2 separate regions of the Homo sapiens genome follow, and region 1 is linked to region 2. The links are chromatin contacts, found by Hi-C or POLR2A ChIA-PET in ENCODE. All regions are on one chromosome and are shown on one strand. The core of a region is the stretch at or near the end of the contact, and the rest is flanking DNA. Distances in the headings are between cores, read along the strand shown. Region 1 has its middle 160 kb from the start of ZFP64. Region 2 overlaps ATP9A (ATPase phospholipid transporting 9A (putative)).

Region 1 (7,132 bases), core at 1,995-4,494, 400 kb before region 2:
GAGCTTATATAGGTAAAATTTTGTGGCCGGGCCCGGTGGCTAACACCTGTAATTCCAGCACTTTTGGAGGCTGAGGCGGGTGGATCATGAGGTCAGGAGTTCAAGACCAGCCCAGCCAAGATGGTGAAACCCTATCTCTACTAAAAATACAAAAAAAAATTAGCCAGGCTTGGTGGCGGATGCCTGTAATCTCAGCTACTCGGGAGGCTGAGGCAGAGAATTGCTTGAACCCAGGAGGTGGAGGTTGCAGTGAGCAGAGATTGTGCCACTGCACTCCAGCCCGGGCAACAGAGCAAGACTCTGTCTCAAAAAAAAAAAAAAAAAACTTTCTGCATATCCTCAATTATTCTCTTAGGGAAAAATATTCGTGATGATTGGTCATAAGCTTCTCTCCCCAATCAAGCTGTTTCTCTTATTATATAATGATTTCTTCTGCTTTGTTTTTCTATCACCAAATGTCTCATATCTCATAGATCGTACGAACAGCCCTCAAGCAATAGTTGTTGAATGAATAAATATATAAATAATGAGAAGCATACTTTATTTTCCTAGTATAAGCTTGTGTTAGTCCGTTTTCACGCTGCTAATAAAGACATACCCGAGACTGGGCAATTTACTAAAGAAAGAGGTTTAATGACTTAGACTTCCACATGGCTGGGGAGGCCTCACAATCATGGCAGACGGCAAGCAGGAGCAAGTCATATCTTACGTGGATGGTGGCAGGCAAAGAGATTGGTCAGGAAAACTCCCCTCATTATACCATCAGGTCTCATGAGACTCACTGTCACAAGAACAGCATGGGAAAGACCTGCCCCCATGATTCAAGTACCTCCCACCGGGTCCCTCCCACAACGCGTGGGAATTCAAGATGAAATTTGGGTGGGGACACAGCCAAACCATAGCAAAGCTGACGTATTAATATGCTCTGCCGTCAGTGTTTCATAAATGGCACATGGTGGGAACCTATGGGAGAGGCTGCCCTTTACCTTAGTTAGCCATTCTTTTCTTCCCTATAAACAGAAACCCTTACTGTTAACAGGATTCTTTGCTGTCCAGAATAAAGACTACATTTCCCAGCTTCCCTTACAACTAGGTATGGTCATGTGACTGTTCTGAAAAATGAGATGTAAATGCATGTGTCACAGGCGACTTCCCAATAACAGCCTTAGGGAAGGAGTGGGGTCTATCTGCTGCCCCTCCTCTTTACTGCTAGGTAAATGTTGACGTGCTCTCCGGAGCTCATGCTTCCATATTGAACCACAGTGAAAACTACAAGTTGAGAATAGTAGAACAGATAGAACGAGCCCCAGTTCCTGATAATCATGAAATCACCATATTGGCTCTGTACTGCCTATAGATATGCAAGAAAAATAAACTTCTCTCTGTGTTTAAACCACTGTTACTTTAAGTTTTCTATCTTTCCTAGCCAGACCTAATCCTAACTGATTTGGGGCTCAATAACTTTTTGTTGACTGATGGAATGGATAGTGTATGCATAGATTCTATAGGTTTGCATTTTGCAAAGCATTTTCTCAAGCATTAATTTGTTTAATTTGGTAAAAGTAAAAAACTACTTTCCCAATCCTATAACTTCTAAAACCTACTAGCCTCTGATATTTTCTGTAATGTGATATGTCATGTAGGATGCATTTGTGCACAAAGGTAACACAATATGGCTTGGACAAAGACGTTTAATTGTCTCAGAAAACAAAAATCTTGCATCTCCAAAAGATTCAACAGTGTCATCCAGGACAGGGGCACGTCCTATCCTCCACATGACCTTCCTCAGCACTTCACTGATGTCTTACTTCATTGTCCCAGGACAGCTGCCACTGCAACCAATATCATATTCTCTCTCTCTCTTTTTTTTTTTTTGAGACAGAGTCTCTCTCTGTCACCCAGGCTGGAGTGGAGTGGTACAATCTCAGCTCACTGCAACCTCCACCTCCCGGGTTCAAGCAATTCTGCTGCCTCAACCTCCCGAGTAGCTGGAATTACAGGCGTGCACCACCACACCGGGCTTGTTTTTGTATTTTTAGTAGAGACAAGGTTTCACCATGTTGGCCAGGCTGGTCTCAAACTCCTGACCTCAAGTGATCCGCCTGCCTCAGCGTCCCAAAGTGCTGGGATTACAGGTGTGAGCCACCATGCCTGGCCTACAACAAAGTCTTATGCAAAAAGAGCTACAAAGCCTTCACAGGTATGGTGTCTTTTACCAGAATGAAACAGTCCCTCTCCTTAAGGCATAACAAACAACATCTTCCGAAGCCACGCCAAGAAGTGTGTTCAGATCATGTCTTCATTCTTCTGAATTTCAAGTGAAAGAGCTGCCTTCTTGGAACTTTGTAGAAATCTAAGATGTGTACTAGAGCTGCTCAAAGACCTGCCATTTACTTACTGTACTTGTGTTATCAAAGACTCCATAAAATCAAGTGATTTCCTCTGCTTTTGTCCAGGCCGCCAAAGAACGTGGCGCTTAGTCACTTCAGATTCCCTTCTGTCTGTGATCCCCTCTGAGAAATAAAGCCATAAATATGCTGAGTTCTGTTGACATTCACACCGGAAATAGCACAGAGCTCCAAGTATTGTGGTCTCCTTTCCGATTTTATTGCTAAACAGCAAGAAAAACAGCAGAGGGGCTTTCCTGGCGAGTCAGAGAAATGCAACGTGGTTTTTTGTGTGTTTTTTTTTCTCCGCAAGACAGAGGAAACTATCTCTTCACACCATTGCCAAAGCCAAGAGACTTCGAATGAACAGATAGAGCCCAGAGCAGAACAAACACCATTTGATAAAATGCTTAGAGCACGTCTCCCCACACGGGCAGGGACTATGAGCGTCTGAAAAGCAGAGGTCCGGCCTCCCCTCCTCCCCAACTCAAGGTTGAAAATATCAACAACATTCCTGTCCACTGTAATCAAATACTTACGCAAAAAGCTATGGAATGCACAATAATTTGTCAGGCATCCTTTTAGCAGAGTCCACTAGAGCAAACTCTGGTAGGCTTCCTTGACCCTCAGAGACTGTGCCCTTTAACCTTATTTGGGTCTCTTTTATGGGGGCCTTCACTCTGACCAGATGGCTAAACTATCAAAGGGTTTTATGAGTAAAAACTGCTTTCCCAACTCGTAAGTTGTATATTTCTTTCCATGTTAATGTGAACTATCAACCCAGAGGCTTTAAATTGAAAACACAAGAGGTGTCCTGCAGCTGGGGCTCCCCCCGCCATCCCAGCATTGTGTGTGACCACAAGGGTGATGGGTGTTTGCAGAGAAAACAGCTGACACCCAGATGAGGACAATTTCAGCTAAATATTTAAAATGGCCATCAAGAAAGGAATGATTGATTGATTTTTTTTTTTTTTTTTTTTTTTGGTTCAGGCCATGATCTTTTATCAAGCTGCAGGCAAACATGCTTCCTACATAAATCCAAACTGTATCTTTCTTTTCTTCCATCCCATCCTGTGCATCCACTTTTCAGGGAGGCTGGGTGGCAAATTAAACATAATTAGATCAAATTCTGTGGAATCCAAAGTAGAAAAGGATGCTGTCTCTCAATGTTGAATTTCAAGTTAAATAGTCCTGAGACCTTGAATTGGCTGTATGTGTACACTTATAGTTTGTTTTGTATAATTCTTGAAAATTTTCATAAGAAATGATCAGGATGAGTTGATGCAACGAATATTTATGAGTGAAAACCAGGAGGCTGACACTGTTCTAACACTTAGCAGGCTGCGTGAACAAGAGAGCAGACACTTCATTGAGAAAGTGCTTATGTTCTAGTGGAGAGACGAACAACAAAGAACCCCAAAATGGCAGGTGGTAATAAGCAATGGGACAGGACAGTGGGACAGGGGCTAAGTGCATAGATTCTGCATGGTTAGGAAAGACCCCACTGGGGAGGTGATGACAAAGTAAAGATCTGAATGAGAAGAAGGAGAACAACTCAGGAAGATGTGGCTAGCGCTCCCATTAGACATGTAACGTGCAGCCGGGCGCGGTGGCTCATGCCTGTAATCCCAACATTTTGGGAGGCAGAGGCAGGTGGATTGCTTGAATCCAGGGATTTGAGACCAGCATGGGCAACATAGTGAGACCCTGTCTCTACAAAAAAATACAAAAATTAGCCAGGTGTGGTGGTGCACACCTGTAGTCCCAGCTACTCAGGAGGCTGAGCCCAGGAGATAGAGGTTGCAGTGAGCTACGCTTGCCCCAAATGTACTGTACCAGCCTGGGTGGCAGAGTGAGACTCTGTCTCAAAAAAAAAAAAAAAAAAGAAGTAATGTGAGCCATGTCTGTAATGCTAAAATTTTCTAGTAGCCAGATTTTAAAAAGTAAAAGGAAATGTATGGAAATAATTTAATATATTTTATATTTTTAGTTTATTTCTATTATAATTTATTATATATATTTTTATTTTGTTACTTATTTAATAATACTAGATATATATTTCTGAGACAGTGTCTTGTTCTGTCACCCAGGCTGGAGTGCAGTGGCACATTCATATCTCATTTCCACCTCGAACTCCTGGGCCCAAGCAGTCCTCTTGCCTCAGCCTCCTGAGTAGCTAGGACTATAGGCATGAGCCACTGTGCCTGGCCTATTTTATTATATTTAGATCCATATGTACTATTATATTTTCTAGTAGCTATATTTTAAAAGGGTAAAAAGAAATGGGTGAGCCGTATGCAGTGGTGTGAGCCTGTAGTCTCAGAGTTTCTCAGGAGGATGAGGTAGGAGGATGGCTTGAGCCTAGGAGTTTGAATCTACCCTGGGCAACATAATGAGACCCAGTCTTATAATAATATGAAGAAGAAAAGAAGAAGGAGGAGGAGGAAAAGGAGGAGGAGGGGGAGGAGGGGGAGACGGAGGAGGAAGAAAGAAGAAATGGGTAGAAACAATTTTAATATATTTTATTTTTATTTTTATTTTTTATTTTTTCTTCTTTTTTTTGAGACAGAGTTTCAGTCTTGTCACCCAGGCTGGCATGCAATGGCATGGTCTCGGCTCACTGCAACCTCTGCCTCCCAGGTTCAAGCGATTCTCCTGCCTCAGCCTCCCACGTAGCTGGGATTACAGGCATGCACCACCATGCCCAGCTAATTTTTGTATTTTCAGTAGATAGGGTTTCACCATGTTGGCCAGGATGGTCTCAAACTCCTGACATCAGGTGATCCACCTGCCTCAGCCTCCCAAAGTGCTGGGATTACAGGCATAAGCCACCGTGCCTGGCCAATTTTAATACATTTTGTTTGATTTTAATAATATATTTATTTGCATTGTCATCATTTTTATTTATTTTAAATTTTTAATTTTGCTTATTTGTTTATTTAATAATACATTTTATTATATTCAACTCATATGTAGTGTTAAATTTTCTCATAGCCAGTTTTAAAAGATTTTTAAAAAGAACACAGAAAAAACAGGTACAACAAGCCAGGCATGGTGGCACACACCTATAGTCCCAGCTACTCGGGACATTGATGTGAGAACACAAGTTGAGCCCAGGAGTTTGAGGCCAGCCTATGAAATGCAGTGAGACCCTGTCTCTAAATAAATAAATAAAAAGGAAAAAACCAAGTAAAATAATTTTAATAATATCTTTTATTTTTATTTAATCTATTTTTTTCCAAAATATTGTCATTTCAAAATGATTTTCAAAAATGTTTTTTAAAAAGTAGATGAAAGGCCAGGCGCGGTGGCTCAAGCCTGTAATCCCAGCACTTTGGGAGGCCGAGGTGGGCGGATCACGAGGTCAGGAGATCAAGACCATCCTGGCTAACACGGTGAAACCCCATCTCTACTAAAAATACAAAAAATTAGCCGGGTTCGGTGGCGGGCGCCTGTAGTCCCAGCTACTCGGGAGGCTGAGACAGGAGAATGGCGTGAACCCGAGAGGCGGAGCTTGCAGTGAGCCGAGATCCCGCCACTGCACTCCAGCCTGGGTGAAAGAGCGAGACTCCGTCTCAAAAAAAAAAAAAAGTAAATGAAATATTTTACATTCTTCTTTTCATACCAAGTCTTCACAATCGTGTGTATTTTACACCAACAACACACCTCAATCTAGACTGTAAATTCTCACTAGAAGTACTTGATCTGAATTCAGGTTTCATACAGTTGACAGTCACAAAGGTAGATTCCTATATCCCAGTTGTACTAAAGATACTTAAAAGTTTTCTAATAACTGAGTGAAGTTGTTAGATGTTTTCTAATTACTGAGTGAAGTTATTAGATGTTTTCTAACTACTGAGTGAATTTATCAGTTTTGAAGTTTTAATGCAGATTAAGTAAAATGAAAAATCCAGTTCTGGCAGGGCAAGGTGGTTCAGGCCTGTAATCCCAGAACTTTGGGAGGCCGAGGCAGGTGGATTATCTGAGATCAGGAGTTCAAGACCAGCCTGGCCAACATGGGGAAACCCCATCTCTACTAAAAATACAAAAATTAGCCGAGCGTGGTGGCATGTGCCGGTAATCCCAGCTACTCAAGGAGGCTGAGGCAGGAGAATCGCTTGAACCCGGGAGGCGGAGGTTGCAATGAGCCAAGATAGTGCCACTGCATTCTGGGGGAGAGAGCGAGACTCTGCCTCAAAAAAAAATAAAAAATAAAAATCCAGTTCCTCCCATGCACCAGTCACATCTCAAGTGTGGAGTCACCACCTGGGCCATGTGGCGACCTGATGGACAGCAGAAGTCTGGGGAAGGACATCAGAGGCCCAAGAACAACTAGAGCAAGCTCTGGAAGCTGGGAAGAGCTTGGCATATGCCAGGAGCAAAGGGTGGCCAGGAGCTGCAGGGCACCCAGACAGGGAGGAGCGGCAGGGATGGGCTGCCAACACCTTGCATCTCCTTGGATCCACAGGCTGGGTGAAGAGCTCGGATTGACCATACTTGTTAGTCCCCAGTTGGTAAGAGGGATGCAAGACCAGGATAAATTTCTCTGTGATAGCTTGGAGAGTACCGTATCAAGAGGAAAGTAACATGTCCATGACGTAGAACCTAGGAACACACCCTCAGGAATGTCCCAAGGTCATAAGGAAGCTCACGGCATGGCTGGAATGGCAAAATATTGCCAACAGCCTAAATATCCACCAGGCAGGGGAAGGGTAATAGACTGTGATCTGTTCCCAAAAGGATCA
Region 2 (6,946 bases), core at 642-3,141:
ATCCGAGTGTAAATATCCACACACATTTTTGTAAAATTATCACTGAACTCCATAGAAGGCTTCCTAAACTTCCTCCCTCATTGAACTATATGTATACGATGAGAATTTTTTCGTATTATTAAAATCTGATTTTAATGATTTTTAACGCATGTGCAGCGTTCTGTTGAAAGAATGTGCCACTATTTCATTCATTAACTTATTTTTTGGCTGCTTAGGCTGTTTCTCAATTTCAGTTTTTTTGTTTTGTTTTGTTTTTGTTTTTTGAGATGGAGTCTCACTCTGTCATCCAGGCTGGAGTGCAGTGGTGCAATCTCAGCTCACTGCAACCTCCGCCTCCTGGGTTCAAGTGATTCTCCTGCCTCAGCCTCCTGAGTAGCTGGGATTACAGGCACCTGCCACCACGCCTGGCTCATTTTTGCATTTTTTAGTAGAGACGGGGTTTCACCATGTTGGGCAGGCTGGTCTCGAACTCCTGACCTCAGGTGATCCACCAGCCTCGGCCCCCCAAAGTGCTGGAATTACAGGTGTGAGCCACTGCGCCTCGCTTTTTTCTTGGTTTTGACTACTAAAAATAGTGCTGTGAATGTCCATCTTGGTGAGGTTGTCTTTAATGAAATAAGTATTATTTTGCTATTTTTTTCTCATTTTCTGACCTCTTTATCTTTGGTTGGGTTGGTGGAACTGGGCCTCTGGGGCTTTTGGACTAGTTCTCCCCTTGGCACAAACCTCACCACACTCCTCTAATGTGATGGTTCTCATCCTGGGGGCATTCGAGAATGTCTGGCAACATTTGTGGTTGTCACAACCAGAGGCTGAGAGTGCTACTGGCATGTCATAGGTGGAGAGCAGGGATGCCGCTCAGCATCCTGCAATGCACAGGACAGCCCCCACCTGAGGAAGGGCCTGAGAAACCCTGTTATGATGTGTTCATATAACCCAAATGCTCTATGCAAATGACTGTCCAGTTATCTGATGTGAGGAAGTTTTAGTTCAGTTATAAAACTTCTCCTAGGCTTGGTACGGTGGCTCCTGCCTGTAATACTTTGGGAGGCCAAGGCAGGAGGATCACTTGAGCCAACGAGTTTCAGTCCAGCCTGGGCATCATTGCCAGACTCCACCTCTACTAAAAGCAAAAAAATTAGCTGGGCATGGTGGTGCACACCTGTAGTCCCAGCTACTGGGAAGGTTGAGGTCAGGAGGTCCAGGTTGAGGTCACTCGAGTCCAGGAGGTCGAGGCTGTAGTGAGTCGTGATTGTGCCATTGCGCTCTAGCCTGGGCAACACAGCAAGACCCTGTCTCAAAAAAATAAAGAAAAAGAAAAAAGAATAAGAAAAAAAAGAAAAATTCTCTTGACTTGGTTTAGTGACTGTGGACAGCCCCAGTTTGGGTCTCCCCTGTCTCTTTTTTAAACATGTGTGAGTGCACGCACAGTGCAAGATGGCACCTTCTTGCACCCACAAAGCAAGGCCATTTCCTTGTGTGAATGTCTGTCTCTTAAGAAATCAGGCAAGGTTGGAGAAGGACTCGTGTGATGTCTTTTTGCAGGAAGGTTGTGTCCCTGTTTTGTTTTTGTGGCGTACAAGATGTTCCAGTGCCTTCTCCCCCTTCCCACGTGGAGCCACGGGTTTGGATCGTGGCTGTAGATCATCGTAGCGCTGTCATTGCTGGACTAAAAGAGGCCTTTGAGCAGGTGCCAGATGCAGACCACGGTGGGAAAAGATGAGGCCCCCAAACAATGCCACACAGCCGGCCGATCTCTGTAAATTTATGGCGTAATCTTGCCATAATATGGGAACGAAATAAACTTGTGATGAACTCCGTGGGAGGAAGTGACTCATGGGAGGGGATCGTTGATGCGGTATTTATATTGGACAGAACTTCTGAACTCACTCAAGCCCTTTTCTTAGTGAGGAAGCTGGGCTGGGAGCATCATTTCCTACAGCCACATGTTGTTGAGCACCCTTTGGTTGTCGGGGGGAAGGAAAAAATAAAACCTCTGATTCTTTAATGTGCAGACCCCACAGCTCTCTTTGGCCTGCGTCAAGAGCAGGCATAGCCACAGTCTATCAGAGATAAAGTGTGCAGTTGAACGCTTTTAAACGTGGGTGCCTGTCTTGGCCTGGGGGTGCTCTTATGAGTCAGCATGTTGTTCTAAAAGATTGTTGGTGATTAAGGGGCATTTGAAAGTTATTCTAAAAGAGGAAACTCTACCACTAATCTGATTTTGGATATTTCTGTTCCATGAAAGGGCTGCATAGACAAAGTGGCCTCCAAAGGAGCCTGAAACCAAAGAACAAGGCAGGCAAATCCAGTTTGTCGTTAAAGGGTGTTTTATTGGGGGAAACTTACAGATAGAAGCGTGGTTTTTGGGGGAGCCGAACAGACAGAAGTGTAGTTTTGGGCGGCAGGAAAACAGGTGGATGTCCATACTGTTACTCCCTAGACCCAGGGCTTATACCACAGGGAAAGGGTCCGCGTGCCCCAGCAGGACAATTACGGGCACCTTCCAGGAGAGGCAAGAAAGCTGTATGTTTCATCACCTGTAATTTGTGCGATAACATCAAGGTTGACATGTTCTTATGTGAAGGACGGTGAATTAAGTAGGAATCGGGGGTGTTCATGGGACTGGGCTAATCAGAAGTCAGCATGGCGCATTTGCACCTGAGATGCAGTCACTTTTTTTTTAAGATGGAGTTTCGCTCTTGTTGCCCAGGTTGGAGAGCAATGGTGCAATCTCAGCTCATTGCAACCTCCGCCTCCCAGGTTTAAGTGATTCTCCAGCCTTGCCTCCTGAGTAGCTGGGATTACAGGCATGCACCACCACGCCCAGCTAATTTTGTAATTTTAGTAGAGACAGGGTCTCACCATGTTGGCTAGGCTGGTCTCGAACTCCTGACCTCAGGTGATCTACCTACCTGAGCCTCCCAAAGTGTTGGGACTACAGGCGTGAGCCACCACACCCAGCTTGAGATGCAGTCACTTTTGTCTCCACGGTTCCATATTCAATGAAGACTTTCCGGGCATTTATTCTGGGCTTCCTGGAGTAGCAAAATTTAGGCACAAGGTATTGATGGCCATGCTCAGTTTTCTTGCTTATCTTTACTGCCTCCCACCTCCCAGTGACGCGAATCATTGGGGGAAAATGGGGGAAGGATCTGTGGCTGCGCCGTCATTCCTCAGAGCTAGGACTTCTCAGTCTCAGCACTGTTGACTTTTAGGGCTGGAGGAGTTCCTGGTGGTGGTTGGGGGCGTCCTGTGTGATGTAGGAGGGTGAGCAGCACCCCTGGCCTCCACCCGTCAGATGCTAGTAGGACATTGCCTGCGTTGTGACACCTAGAGTGTCTCCAGACATTGCCACATGTCTCCTGGAGGGCCACATTGCCCTGTTGAGAGTACTGGGCTGAGCCTTGTTCTCTACGTACAGTATGGCTGGGGGACTTGGGAAATCACTCTCATCCCAGCAGCAGTTATACCACTGAGGGGTCCTTTCCATGTGTCAGTCTCTGTGCTACATGCTTGATTCCTGTTTTACAGATGAGAAAACTGAGGTTTAGGGAAGAGGAGTAGCTTGTCCAGCTGCACACAACTAGAAACTGGTACTTGGTCCAAGCATTTGATGCCTGTGCCATGGTGCTACCCACTACCCAGAAAATCTGGTTAGGGTGAACTGAAACTCTGGGTAATTGGATCTCTAGGCAAGTCCTTAGTTAGACTTAGGGATCTGGAATTATTCTCAGCTGAGACAGTCAGTTTGCCCCCAGGAGACATTTGCTAAAGTCTAGAGACATTCTGGTTGTCACCATGGAGGGTGTATGACTGGCATCTAGTGCGTAGGGGCCAGGGATGCTGCTCAACATTGTACAGTGCACAGGAGGGGCCCTGCAGAGCAAAGAGTTATCTGGCCCCAAATGTTCACAGTGACGAGGTTGAGACTCCCTGTTCTAGTCCTTATCTTCCCTATTCTTTCAGTGGACCACAGTTTGATGATATCTGCAGTCCCAAGTGTAAATCTAAAATCATAGCATGTGAGTCTATTCCAGTTGAAATAGTAATAACTTTCAAAACAAAGGTCTTAAATCCATTTGATCTTTCTTTCATCATTGAAAATCTTCCAAGTGCTTTGAGTTTTCCTTTTACTTTCTGTAGCCTTTGCCCCTAAATGAGGCCCCTTCTCGCTTTTCATCTTCAGCCAACTGAAAAAACATTGGTGTCTGTTAAGTGCACTTTGTACACTGTCTGTCATGGGAAGCGGGCTTTGCCGCTGAAAGAGGGTGTTCCTTTCAGTTTCTCATTCCTTCCGGCCTCCCTCTCTAGGATGAATCAACTGGAGAAATTACGTTTTACATGAAGGGAGCAGATGTGGTCATGGCTGGCATTGTGCAGTACAATGACTGGTTGGAGGAAGAGGTAAGTGTGATGCAGGAAGTTAAACCAGGCCTTGGAAGCATGTTCTGCAGAGGCAGCCCCTTGCATGGTAAGGTGGGTCTCTGTATTTGTTATCGGTGGCTGTGTAACAAACCACCCTGAAATGCAGCTGCTTAAAGCAGCACCCATTTAATATATAATGGTTTCTGTGGGTCAGGGATGCTGGTGTGGCTGAACTGCATCCTCTGCTTCAGGGCCTCCCACTGGCCGTAATTCAGATGTTGGCTGGGGCTGTGGTCTCATCTCAAGACTTGACCAGGGCAGGATCCATTTGTGAGCAAGCTCAGTTGTTGTGGGCTACATTCAGCTACTTTTGGACTGTTGAACTAAGGGTCTCAGGTTGTTGCCAACTGTTGGCCAGAGGCCGCCCTCTATTCCTTGCAGGTGGGCCTCTCCCATAGGGCCACTCACAGCCTGGCAACTAGCTTCAACAAAGAGAGCAGGTGATGGAACAGGAGAGGGCAAACAAGATGGAAGTCACTGTCTTTACTAACCTGATCTCAGATGTGACATCCCCTCACTCTTGCCCATTCTGTTTGTTAGGGACAAGTCACTAGGTCCAGCACACACTCAAAGGGTAGGCGATTATACCAGAATGTGAGTTCCAGGAGGGGCCACATCAGAGGCTGCACAACCCAGTTTGTGACGTGGACAGTTGGCCAGCAGCAGGAGGGAGGCAGTTTTCAGGCCATTTTTGTCCCATCTCTTAGCTCTAGGGGGAATTTACATTTTGCATAAGATTCTCAGTTTGAGGGTTGCAAACTCAAATGCCTACAGGGGCCTGGCAGTTAATGCAAATGAACAAACAGGTTGTGATTTTGAGCAGAGTTGCACTTTGCGTGTAAAACGTGCTGGAGTGTTCTTCACTTGACACCTCCACTTCCTGGGAACACGTGGAGGCCACTGCTCCTCAGCCATCATTGATTGTGGTTATTTGGGAAAATGCACCTGGTTTTGTCAGATGCTCAGTTTTTCCACCCATTCAGCAGTCCAGATTTGTGTGTGAGACCGCACAATGTTGACTTAAATTTGGAAACATACATGTGCTAGTTGAAGACGACCTGTGGGTGGGCTGTGTTTGGCTCACCGGCTGCCTCTCTGCAACTTCCCCTATAGAAAGCTTGCTCCAGGGAGGATTGCCGTAGGGGAAAGCAACTTTCTGATTTGCCATTTTCTCTGACCCTGTGGGAGGGGCACATCCACTTGGGCACTGGTCCTTCCCCAGTGAGGTCAGGAGCTCTCAGCACCGCTCCCACTCGACCGTGGTCTATTTTTCAGTGTGGCAACATGGCCCGAGAAGGGCTGCGGGTGCTCGTGGTGGCAAAGAAGTCTCTTGCAGAGGAGCAGTATCAGGACTTTGAAGTAAGTTGTTCTGGGACCTTTCCATTGCCTTTGCAGCCCCACCTGCCTCCCAGTCACTCCTTCCACCATCCCTCATCCTATGCGAGCCATTCTGATGTCATTTCTGGGCACACTGGGTTCACTGTTGTTGAAGGCCTTTGCACTTGCCGTTCTGTCTGCCTGGAACTCTCTTCACCCACAGAGCCCCATGGCCCATTTCCTCGCTTCTTTTGGGTCTCAGCTCAAAAGCCACGTCCTCCAAGAAGTCTTCCTGGACCACCTGTCTAAGGCTCCTTCTCACTTTCCATCCATCATACCATTTCACTTTGTTCATTGCATTTGTCACTGTCATCGCGTGCTACCATTTGGGGCCAAAAAATATGTCTAGGAGTTGAATCTGGAGAGGCCAGAAGAATATAAACTTGACCCTGTTCATATATTTTTTTTTAACATTCATCTTATCCATCTCCTTTCGGGAATAAAATATTTTTGAAGACAGGGACTTTACAAGTCTGGTTTGTTCTTCTTATTCTTGTTCTTCTTCTTCTTTTTTTTTTTTTTTTGAGACAGAGTTTCGCTCTTGTCGCCCAGGCTGGAGTGCAGTGGTGTGATCTTGGCTCACTGTAACCTCCGCCTCCCAGGTTCAAGGGATCCTTCTGCCTCGGCCTCTGGAGTAGCTGGGATTACAGTTGCCCGTCACCATGCCCGGCTAATTTTTGTATTTTTAATAGAGATGGGGTTTCACCATATTGGCCAGGCTGGTCTCGAACTCCTGACCTCAGGTGATCCACCAGCCTTGGCCTCCCAAAGTGCAGGGATTACAGGTGTGAGCCACTGTGCCTGGCCTGGTTTATTCTTATATCCTTAGTAGTTAAAGATAGTCCTTGGCATATGGTATGCCTTCGGGAAAATTTGGCATAAATCATTCTCTTGGAGCCCTAATTTCTTTTCTCTTTTTTTTTTTGCACATTTATTCTGAGACGGGGTCTCGCTATGCTGCCCAGGCTGGTCTCAAACTCCTGGCCTCAAGCCATCCTCCTGCCTCAACCTCCTTGTAGCTGGGATTACAAGTGTGAGCCACCGCATCTGGTTCGGCTCCCTAATTTCTTTTCTTTTTTTTTTTTTTATTTGTGACAGAGCTTTACTCTTGTTGCCCAGACTGTAGTGCCAATGGCACGAT

The links. A loop is a pair of places that touch in the nucleus more often than their neighbours do. ChIA-PET counts read pairs that join two places held with the same protein, here RNA polymerase II (POLR2A). Pooled maps may share reads with other maps.
Region 1: a loop to region 2 is called in a map of endothelial cell of umbilical vein, with 7 times the contacts of the local background. The contact joins two enhancer-like sites. A Hi-C loop is called at or near these places in 1 of 168 maps with a recorded cell type or tissue (endothelial cell of umbilical vein) and 5 of 50 pooled maps. POLR2A ChIA-PET finds 5 or more read pairs at or near these places in 1 of 52 experiments (Caco-2).

What each region holds. Positions count from the first base shown.
Region 1 is chr20:52,027,508-52,034,639 of GRCh38, reverse strand. No RefSeq gene overlaps it. Among named protein-coding and RNA genes, the nearest start is that of ZFP64, 160 kb to the left of the region's middle. Within about 2 kb of position 3,244, at least 6 of the 41 ENCODE cell types and tissues checked have a DNase peak (open chromatin) inside an H3K27ac peak, as active enhancers do; they include endothelial cell of umbilical vein, where a contact is called at or near this core.
Region 2 is chr20:51,626,441-51,633,386 of GRCh38, reverse strand. ATP9A (ATPase phospholipid transporting 9A (putative)) reads left to right here. Exons shown (of 28, transcript NM_006045.3): 16 at 4,315-4,407; 17 at 5,704-5,787. Among named protein-coding and RNA genes, the nearest start is that of NFATC2, 87 kb to the right of the region's middle. RefSeq lists an enhancer at 1,314-2,513. Within about 2 kb of position 1,891, at least 27 of the 41 ENCODE cell types and tissues checked have a DNase peak (open chromatin) inside an H3K27ac peak, as active enhancers do; they include endothelial cell of umbilical vein, where a contact is called at or near this core.